Linked DNA regions of Homo sapiens: region 2 is linked to region 1. Evidence: chromatin contacts called from ENCODE Hi-C data. All regions are on one chromosome and are shown on one strand. The core of a region is the stretch at or near the end of the contact, and the rest is flanking DNA. Distances in the headings are between cores, read along the strand shown. Region 1 holds the start of CD226 (CD226 molecule). Region 2 holds the start of ZNF516-AS1 (ZNF516 antisense RNA 1).

Region 1 (4,565 bases), core at 1,148-3,647:
GAGAGAGAGACAGAGTGTGTGAGAGTGTGTGCAAATGTGTGTGAGCATGTGTAAACGCATGCATGTGTGCGTGCATGTGAGTGTATGCATGTACGAGTGTGTTTGAGAGTACGTGCAGATGCATGTGATTGTGTGAGATTGTGTGTGCATATGTGAGCATGTGTGAGAACATGTATAAGTGCATGCGTGTGTGCATGTGTGTGAGTGCATGTATACGTGTTTGAGAGTATGTGTGCACCTGCATGTGATTGTGTGTGTGAGAGAGTGTGAGAAACAAAGTGTGAATGTGTGCATATGTGAGTGTGAGAGCATGTGTAAGTGCATGCGTGTGTGTGGATGTGTGTTTGAGAGTATATGTGCACATGCATGTGATTGAGATAGAGTGAGACAGTGTGCATATGTGAGTGATAACGTGTAAGTGCATGAGTGTGAGTGTGCGTGGATGTGAGAGTATGTGTGCACATGCATGTGATTGTGTGTCTGAGACTGTGAGCATGTGTGTGTGGGTGCATGTGTATGTGGGTGCATGTTGTGTGTGTGAATGTGTGTTAGAGCATGTGTGGGTGCATATGTGAGACTGCATGTGTGTGTGAGTGCATGCATGTTTGGGAGACAGCATGTGTGGGTTCATGCATTTGAGCACGTGAGTGTGTCAGTGTGTGCATGTATCCGTGTGTGTGTGTGTGTGTGAAGGGACACAGGCCTGAGACAGAAGATATGAATGCAGGAGGAGTACTTAGGGGGACCCTGTCCTCAGGACCTCAGGAATTCTCTGGACTTGGTTTAGCCCGGCATTTGTAGTTTGATTTTTGCTGGTGCCTGTCAGGGGAAAATCTTGTCATTAGGACATAATAGGACATAATAGATGAAATTAATTTTTCCAATTCTGATGGAGGTCTTCCATGTCCTTGCCACTCCAGTTTGTTCTGTACAGTGACCAAGATTATCTTTCCAAAACGCGAAGTTGTGTGCACCGCTTTCTCCATCAGCTCCTCGGCGGCTCCATGTTCCTCTCAGGAATGTGTTAACGTCACAGGCGTTACTGAGAGCCTGCTTTGCCTGAGGAATTGTGCTGGGTGCTGGAGTTACAGAAGTTAGCATGACGCCGCGGTTTCTGATTGCTACGTTTCAGTTCCTTTATGTGTGTCACTCAGGTCACTTTTCAGTCCAGACTCAGTCTCATTTTCGGTCACTTCCCCACCCACTAGACTGTAGTCACACCATTTCCTGAAACACCCGCATTGTCACGCCTCTGTTTTCCCCCCACTTTTTCTATAAAACCTTTTCCACAATCTATTAGAATGATTTGTTCTCTCTGGCTTTCATAAAACTTAGCAAATGACTTGTATAGAGATGATCATGTTTTGCTACAATAAATTGCTTTTAAAATTAATATGACCCACTATATTATGCATAACCTGAGAGCAGAGATGTGTCCTCTTTATGATTGTATTTCCAAGGGACTAAGCAGAGGACCCAGCATAACTCAGTACAATTTGGAGGAATTGTTGGGTTGACTTATTTACAAAACAGAGATAACAGATGCCTCTTTTGACTACATCACAAAACAACTAGAGGCACAAATAATATCATAGATGTGAAAACTTTTAGAAAATATAATGCCATATAAACACAAGGTGACACCATGCTTGATTATATGTACACATTACAATTTTGTTCTGATTATCATTGCATTGTTGATTTTATGTTCCCTGAGAAAGTTCCCACATTAGATATTCATGCTGAGTAGTCGACACTTGCTGATACACTTTGAGACTGAGTCACAAACAAAGTTCAGGGTCGGCATTAGATAAAATTGTCTTCAGTGGTTTCTGCTCCTACTTTTCCCAATTTTTACTCATCTTCTATTTTGACAGTCTTACCAGGGTCAAATGCATTTATACAATTCCTCTTTTTGTAGGGGTATACTTTTTATACTAACATGCTGATATGTTCCTAACAAGTTCTTAAGAATTGGAACTTGTACCTAACAAGTTCTTAAGAATTGGAACTTGTATTTTATAAGAGAAAGAAGAGAGCAATGATGAACCTGAAAAATGAATCCTGTTTTGATATTGTACTATAATTATGTAAGATATGACCCCTGACAGAACCTGGGGACAGGGACCTGTCTGTACTCTCTTTGTGACTTACTGTGACTCTATAATTATTTCAAAATCAGAAGTTAAATCTCTCATAATGGTAGATCTGCATATGCCCTGGGCCAGCATACTTTTGTATCTGATGGGCTTTTGATCTGTTTTTTGGTCCTCATCAAAGCAAATGTCTGAGATCAGCAAGGAGGAAGAGGTGAAAGGAAGGCCACAGGATGGGCTGTCAGCGCTGGGCGTAGGCTCCCTCCGCCCACTTCAGCCTCTGCCTCATCTTATGCTCTCAGTGAGGACTTCTCTGCTCCATGCATGCACCACCTTTCACTTATTATTTATATTTTTACATCTTTATTTTAGTTTCTGCCTCCTCCACATAGAATGTAAGTTCTATCATGGCAATATTTTTTTTTTTTTGTATTATTGTATCCTCATTGCCTACAGCTGAGTTAGGCACAGAGAATGCATGCAGCACATGTTTGTTGAATGAATGACTCCTTGTAGAAAATGAAAGCCCGAAAATAAGCCGACTGGTTCCCCGAGAGAGAAGAAACTCAAATCTGCCCATCCTCATAAAGGAGCAAACCTGTCTTTTAAGCTAAGGCCTTTTTCCTGTGTTCATACTTCAGAAAAAGAAGACACGACTGATAACATCTGAGAGGAAGGAAACTGCATTGTGCTGGGGATCTGCATGTCACATTATAAAAAGCAATTTTTTTTTTTAATAGAACCAGCCTTTCAAACAGTTTCCAGAGATGGATTATCCTACTTTACTTTTGGCTCTTCTTCATGTATACAGAGGTAAAGATGATCTTTATATTTTCATTTAAAAGTTTTGCTCCTGTTTTTGTTTGTACAGTGTGGCATATTCAGAATTTACAGTGCTCTTTAGTTGGCTAGGATAATTTCTCACTTGTTCAGAAAAACTAAAAGTTACATTTTCCAATTATCAGCAGGACGCCTTTTTAGACAAAGGCAGAAACTGTCAGCCTTTACTGTGATCTCAATGCACTAGGTCTTCAAAAGCTTAAGATATTGATTTGGTGTTTCCATCATCAAGGCTAACAATTAATGTGATGTTGTATATTTCAGCTCTATGTGAAGAGGTGCTTTGGCATACATCAGTTCCCTTTGCCGAGAACATGTCTCTAGAATGTGTGTATCCATCAATGGGCATCTTAACACAGGTGGAGTGGTTCAAGATCGGGACCCAGCAGGATTCCATAGCCATTTTCAGCCCTACTCATGGCATGGTCATAAGGAAGCCCTATGCTGAGAGGGTTTACTTTTTGAATTCAACGATGGCTTCCAATAACATGACTCTTTTCTTTCGGAATGCCTCTGAAGATGATGTTGGCTACTATTCCTGCTCTCTTTACACTTACCCACAGGGAACTTGGCAGAAGGTGATACAGGTGGTTCAGTCAGGTAAGGGCAAGTTTTTTTTTTTTTTAAATCCCTTTTTATCCACTTACAACATTTATTTCTATAAAGCCCAAGTAGAAGCTATAGAATGTCTTCTCGTATTTCTGTGGCATTCTCCAATTCCATTTCTAGATGCTTTGATGTTACTGCTTTGAAGGAGCAATCTTGGGAGTCTGTTTCATTTTTCTGACTGTGCTGTTGTGTCCGAGTAGAAGTGCCTTTCAAATTTGAATGTAGTAGAAGAAAGCACAGGTTTTTTGTTGTCTTAATGATAACCTGAGCCTTGATTAAACTGATGTTGGCAACACATGGGTTCAGGATCCTTTCAGGGTTTTATCACAGTGACATAGCACCATTCCCTTCTGCTGGACACTCCAGCACCCACATCAACCCCTGTGTGTTCAAGGTTCTTCCTACAGTACCAAATCTAAGTTTGTTTTCTTTCTTTCTTTTTCTCTTTCTTTCTTTCTCTCTCTCTCTTTCTTTCTTTTCTTTCCTTTCTTTCCTGTCTTTCTTTCTTCTTCCTTCTTTTTTTTTTTTTTTTTTTTTTTTTTTTGATGGAGTCTTGCTCTGTCACCAGGCTGGAGTACAGTAGCATGATCTTGGCTCACTGCAACCTCCAGCTCCTGGGCTCAAGCGATTCTCCTACCTCAGCCCCGCAAGTAGCTGGGACTACAGGTGTGCACCGCCACGTGATATGGTTTGAATTCCCATGTGTTGTGGGAGGGACCTGGTGGGAGGTAATTGAATCGTGCGGGCAAGTCTTTCCCATGCTGTCCTCATGATAGTGCATAAGTCTCATGAGATCTGATGGTTTAAAAAAGAGGAGTTCCCCTGCACTAGCTCTCTCTGTTTGCCTGCTGCCATCCATGTAAGACGTGACTTCTCCTTGCCTTCCACCTTGATTGTGAGGCTTCCCCAGACATGTGGTGCTGTAAGTCCAATTAAACCTCTTTCTTTTGTAAATTGCCCAGTCTTGGGAATATCTTCATCAGCAGGGTGAAAACGGACTAATACACCATGCCAGGCTGA
Region 2 (4,565 bases), core at 868-3,367, 6.5 Mb before region 1:
AACAGATCAGCATTTATAAAGTGGAAAAGATTTAATGTCTTTGAAATCATTGCAGGGGAAGAAACTGGAGGGGGAGTGTGATTTTTCAGGGAGTGAATTGTGACGTCAGGTCTTTTTGGAAAAGATGTTATTTTTAAGGTCTGAAACCCGGCTAGGTAAAGTGCTTACAGGAAAAACAGATTACAAGATTAACATCTGTTAACATGATCGTTTATCTCCAGCCAAAAATAGGTCAGTTCTTTCTTAAGGAAACACGATTGCTGGCGCATGCTTAAATAATAAAATCAAAACGGCGAGTTCATAAATTAGGAACGAGTGTTTGTTACAATCTGACCTGTGAAGAAACGTTTTTGAATTTCGAGATCAATGGAAGGTCAAAGTCCCTTTTCGGTGTAGAGAGCAACTCTTTCCCCTGCGTCGGCCCCCGCCCCCCCCCCCGCCCCCCGCGGAATGACCCCTCCTTCTTTCTCGGAGCTCCCTTTCCGCCTCCACTCCCTTCGTGAATTTCCCTTTCCATCCTTTGTGGAAGTACAAAATATATTTAAATGGATATCGTCTGACGCCTCCCTCCTTAAAGAAGGCAAACTCTGCGCAGATGGCTAACTTTCAGAGCTCTGCTGTTGTTTTACCATTAAATGAAACGGTAGGGAGGAGAGGAGGAAAAAAAAAAAAGGAAACAGCTTTGCGAAGTCTCCCTGCCCCCTGGGCGTGAGTGACGGCTCTGCTGGCCAATCCGCAGCGGCTTTCTCCATCCCGGAGGTAATTTGGGGTGTGTGTGTGAGCGCGCGCGTGCGCGTGCATGAGCCCATGTGTCTGCACACTGTGAAGTCTGGCCAGCCCCGCGCATCCGCAGGCTTCTGCATTTACACAGATGTGTGATGTAGACGTGGACACGCTTTTATTCGAGTCAGTTCGGCTACATGGGCACGCAGCAGCCCCCACGGAGCGCCTCCCCCTCCGAACGTTCTGTGAAGCATGGGGTTTAGAAGCACTTTCAGATTCAGGTCGGAACCTGCAGAAGGGGGAGAAAAGAGGAGGGCTGTGATTGTTTCTCAGCAACTGGGGACTCGAAACGTGCGGTTTCTCTGGCCTTGGTGCCTGGGCACGCGCGCCCTGGTGCGTTTTTGGTTCAGGTGATGATGGAACCCACTCGCCCGGGCAAAGCGAACTGAGAACGCGGATTGCTGAAACTGATGTGAACTCCGTAGAAAAGTGAAGGGCAGCATGTGTCTTCCAACTTCACATGTGATTTTCTCACTGGGAGTTGATGCCTAGTCCCTGGCAAATTCTAGAAGGTGAAGCGCTCGTGGCCAGTGAAAGTTCGGCTGCCCACCCGCCTCCTGAACGCTGCGCCCTGGCTGCGTCTGACCCGCACAATGGGCGTATTCACGGGCACAGCGCGTCACCGGCCACCCCACGCTTGCAGCTGACTTACTGTGGCACCGACTTTCTCAGGAATATCGGTAGTGATGTGTGTGGCTCGCGTAGTACGCACCTCGGGAAGCGTACGGACCCGACCTGAGCCGAGCAGCATCTCCGTGTAAATGTTGGAGACGCGGTGTCTTCCGGGAGCACCGCGGGGTTGCTGCGCTTCTGTACCCACCGGGATGGGGATGATGCAATGGAGAGGTTAAGGACCCACGTGCCCACTACCTCCCCGGAGACCCCTGCAGGGAGACCCCTGGGAGGGACCTCGTCCATGCGCGGGTGTGCCCGGCCACCAGGCCGCACCGAGGTCACCCGAGGGTCCGTGGGCGACCTTCGTCCTCCTCTTCTGCAGAAATCTAACTCGGTTACAAGGTAGCGTCCGACTCCGCGCCTTCCCTCCCACTCGGGCCATTTCCGCCCCCCAGCCCGAGTTCCACCCAATTCTGCCCCTCCCCAATCTCAGGAGCCGGCGGAACCGGGACTGGGCAGCCCTGGGAGGTGTCGTTGGATTAAATCATTCCTATTTCGGTGTGTCTGAGCAGCAGCGGCGCTGGGGCGCTACTGGGGGACCTGGGGCACGCGCGGCCAGGGGCCGGGGGCGAGAGCGCAGGGCGGCCCTCTGGGCTGGGGGCGGGTCGGGGGGGGACTCACCTGCCCGCCCCGGGGTGGGGGCGGTGGCCGCTTGTTGCTGGGCTGCCAGGAGGAGGGCCGTGGGCGGGGCGGGAAGGGGCGGAGAAGCACGGGGAGGGCCTGGCCCGCCGCCCCCGCCCCCCGGCGCCCGCCCCCCGCCCCCCGCCCCCGTCATGTGGAGCGGACGTCACACGCCTGCACTGTAACCCAAGAAGTGAAAGAGACGGACCCACAGCCCAACTTCGCACCATAACAAAGGCGGGGGTCTGTGCGGGCCGGGGGGCGGGGGCGGGCGGGGCGGGCGGGGGGAGCCGGCGGGGGCGGGAGCGAGGCCCGGAGGAGGAGAGAGGGGGCTGCGGGGGGAAGGGCAGGCCGCGGGGTTGGGGGGAGCGAGCGGATGGGGCTGTGGAGGGCCGGGGCCGGGGCCGGGGCCGGGGAGGGGGGCGGGTCCGGTCCGGAACTGGGGTCTGCGCGGGGCTCCGGGCCGGGGCAGGCGGGGGTCCGCGCGGCGGCGTGGACCGGGCTCCGGGGGCCGAGGCGCGGCGGAGCCCAGGTAATTGGTTTCTATTTTAAACTTCACTTTGTTCTGGCGGAGGTGGGGCGGTGGGAAAGGCGTGGCCCCGAGGACGATTACATAAGTGTTCACACCTGAACCGGTCCTGCGCCCGCGAGCGGATTTGGGGTGGGAGTTGGCGGTGGGCACCCGGGCTTGGGGCGCCTCGCGAGGGGCTGCTGCGTGGGGGTTTTGTGTTCTGCGTGTGTGACCTCACAGTGTCTCCGCGGTAAAGAGGCCGGGGATGGCTCTGTGGACTGCCTGGAAAAGCCCAGATGTGCCCGTGGGCGTTGGGCTGGCCTTCCAGGGGTGTCCCCTGCGTAACAAAGGACGGAGCCCTCGGACCCTCCGGTCCGCTCGTCGTGTGACTTAACCAGCAAGTCACAAAAGGAACTTTAGTGGGGATCCTACTTACACATACAGCAGAAAGGCATTGCCCCCGTCAGCCTGCCATGCAGTTTCGAATCTTGATTGAAGGTAATTTAAAAGCTGAGTGATGTACGTTCACCATGGGGCTATGGAGTAAATACTATTAAAGAAAATGACCCGAGTAGATGCAACGGTGGCTAGCCTCCCAAAAGGAGCTTTTCCAGCTTATTTTAAAAACCACCTTATTAATATGATTGAAGTATTTTGGTTTAGGGATGTGTTACTTAAAAGAGCTAGGCATGCATGTTATTTGATAGGATACTGGCTACTGCCGTGTAAAATAAAAAGAGCTCATTTTATCATTTGTTCCAGCTTCATTTTCACTTGCATTCTTTGATTATGTCGTCAGGTAACTGTTATTTATATTTACACAGACCAGCCAGAATTAAATATGCCACATACCACTATTGTGCATGGGTCTGAGAACCCCTCGCCCCCCCTTAGTAAAATTGGAGAGTGAAGTTGCGTAGGAGCCTGCCGTGGTGTCAGGGGTTTGAGAGTTGGGTTACTTGTAGGAGGACGTCTTTAATTTCACAGGAGTGACCCCCATGGCCATCTTGAATGGGCTCTGGGATGAACTGAATTCTGTGTAAGACTCACAAATATTTTGGTAATTGAATTTGAATTTTGGTGTGTTAAGGCACAAGCATGTCTAATGTTTTTCTTAATTCATTAGTAGGGCTTTGTTTTCTTAACATTTGCTAATTTGAATATACTGAAACACCAGAGCGCATTAACCTTCTAAAAAAATAATAATCCCGGTGGATCTGTAATAAAACTAACCAAGAGGAATGGGGATGCCTCGCTAGAATGAAACACAACACCAAAATAGCAGGTTTAGTAGGTACAGCTTTCAACAATGCAGAGAGATGGGAGTTATGCCTATTTTTATTTCTGAAAGCTTTTGTTTATTAGAATAATCTTTCCAGATGGCTTAATATCCTGAAATACACTAGATCAAGAACTTTAACTTTGAGAAATGTGTCTGCTATGAATTGTTGACACCCTGAGAATAGTTTACCTCACCAATGTTTTCCCATTGTTATCTGTAAACAACCTTCAGAGTCTACTAATTTAGAGATTTTATTTTTCCTGGAACCCTGAAGTCCTACATTTCTAACTTTTTTTTTTTTTTTTTTTTTGTAAGATGTTGTCCCAGAGACCAAAATTGACTGAAGGGAATGAGAGAGGTCTTTGAAAACAGGTCACAATGTGAAAAGCACTTTGTCTCCACTTTCATAAATGAAACTTTTAATTCCATTTACCTAACTTCCCCCTGCAAGGAGATATTTGAGTTTTATAAGTGAAGCATTTGATGTGATTAAGTTTAGCAACGTATGTGAAAAAGGAAAGGAGACTTCTGTAAAGAATACTTTGAAATGAGGTATACTCCAACAGATGGTTTTCAGTCTTACCAAATGGGGAAAAATGATAATGTGACCTAGCAATTTACGTAGAGTTTAGTCATGGATTATTCTTGAAAAACCAGTACTCAGTGTATTGGGTCGTTGTGGATTTTTATTTG

The links. A loop is a pair of places that touch in the nucleus more often than their neighbours do. Pooled maps may share reads with other maps.
Region 2: a loop to region 1 is called in a map with no recorded cell type, with 11 times the contacts of the local background. The contact joins the promoter of ZNF516-AS1 here to the promoter of CD226 in region 1. A Hi-C loop is called at or near these places in 2 of 37 single-sample maps with no recorded cell type and 6 of 50 pooled maps.

What each region holds. Positions count from the first base shown.
Region 1 is chr18:69,945,705-69,950,269 of GRCh38, reverse strand. It overlaps CD226 (CD226 molecule), which reads left to right and starts at 2,397. Exons shown (of 6, transcript NM_001303618.2): 1 at 2,397-2,909; 2 at 3,201-3,536. The coding sequence starts at 2,864. RefSeq lists an enhancer at 4,078-4,127.
Region 2 is chr18:76,489,204-76,493,768 of GRCh38, reverse strand. ZNF516-AS1 (ZNF516 antisense RNA 1) reads right to left here and starts at 2,117. Exons shown (of 2, transcript NR_136504.1): 1 at 2,080-2,117; 2 at 1-1,012. The region is part of intron 1 of ZNF516 (zinc finger protein 516); the gene reads left to right. RefSeq lists enhancers at 596-735, 1,416-1,465 and a silencer at 2,126-2,215.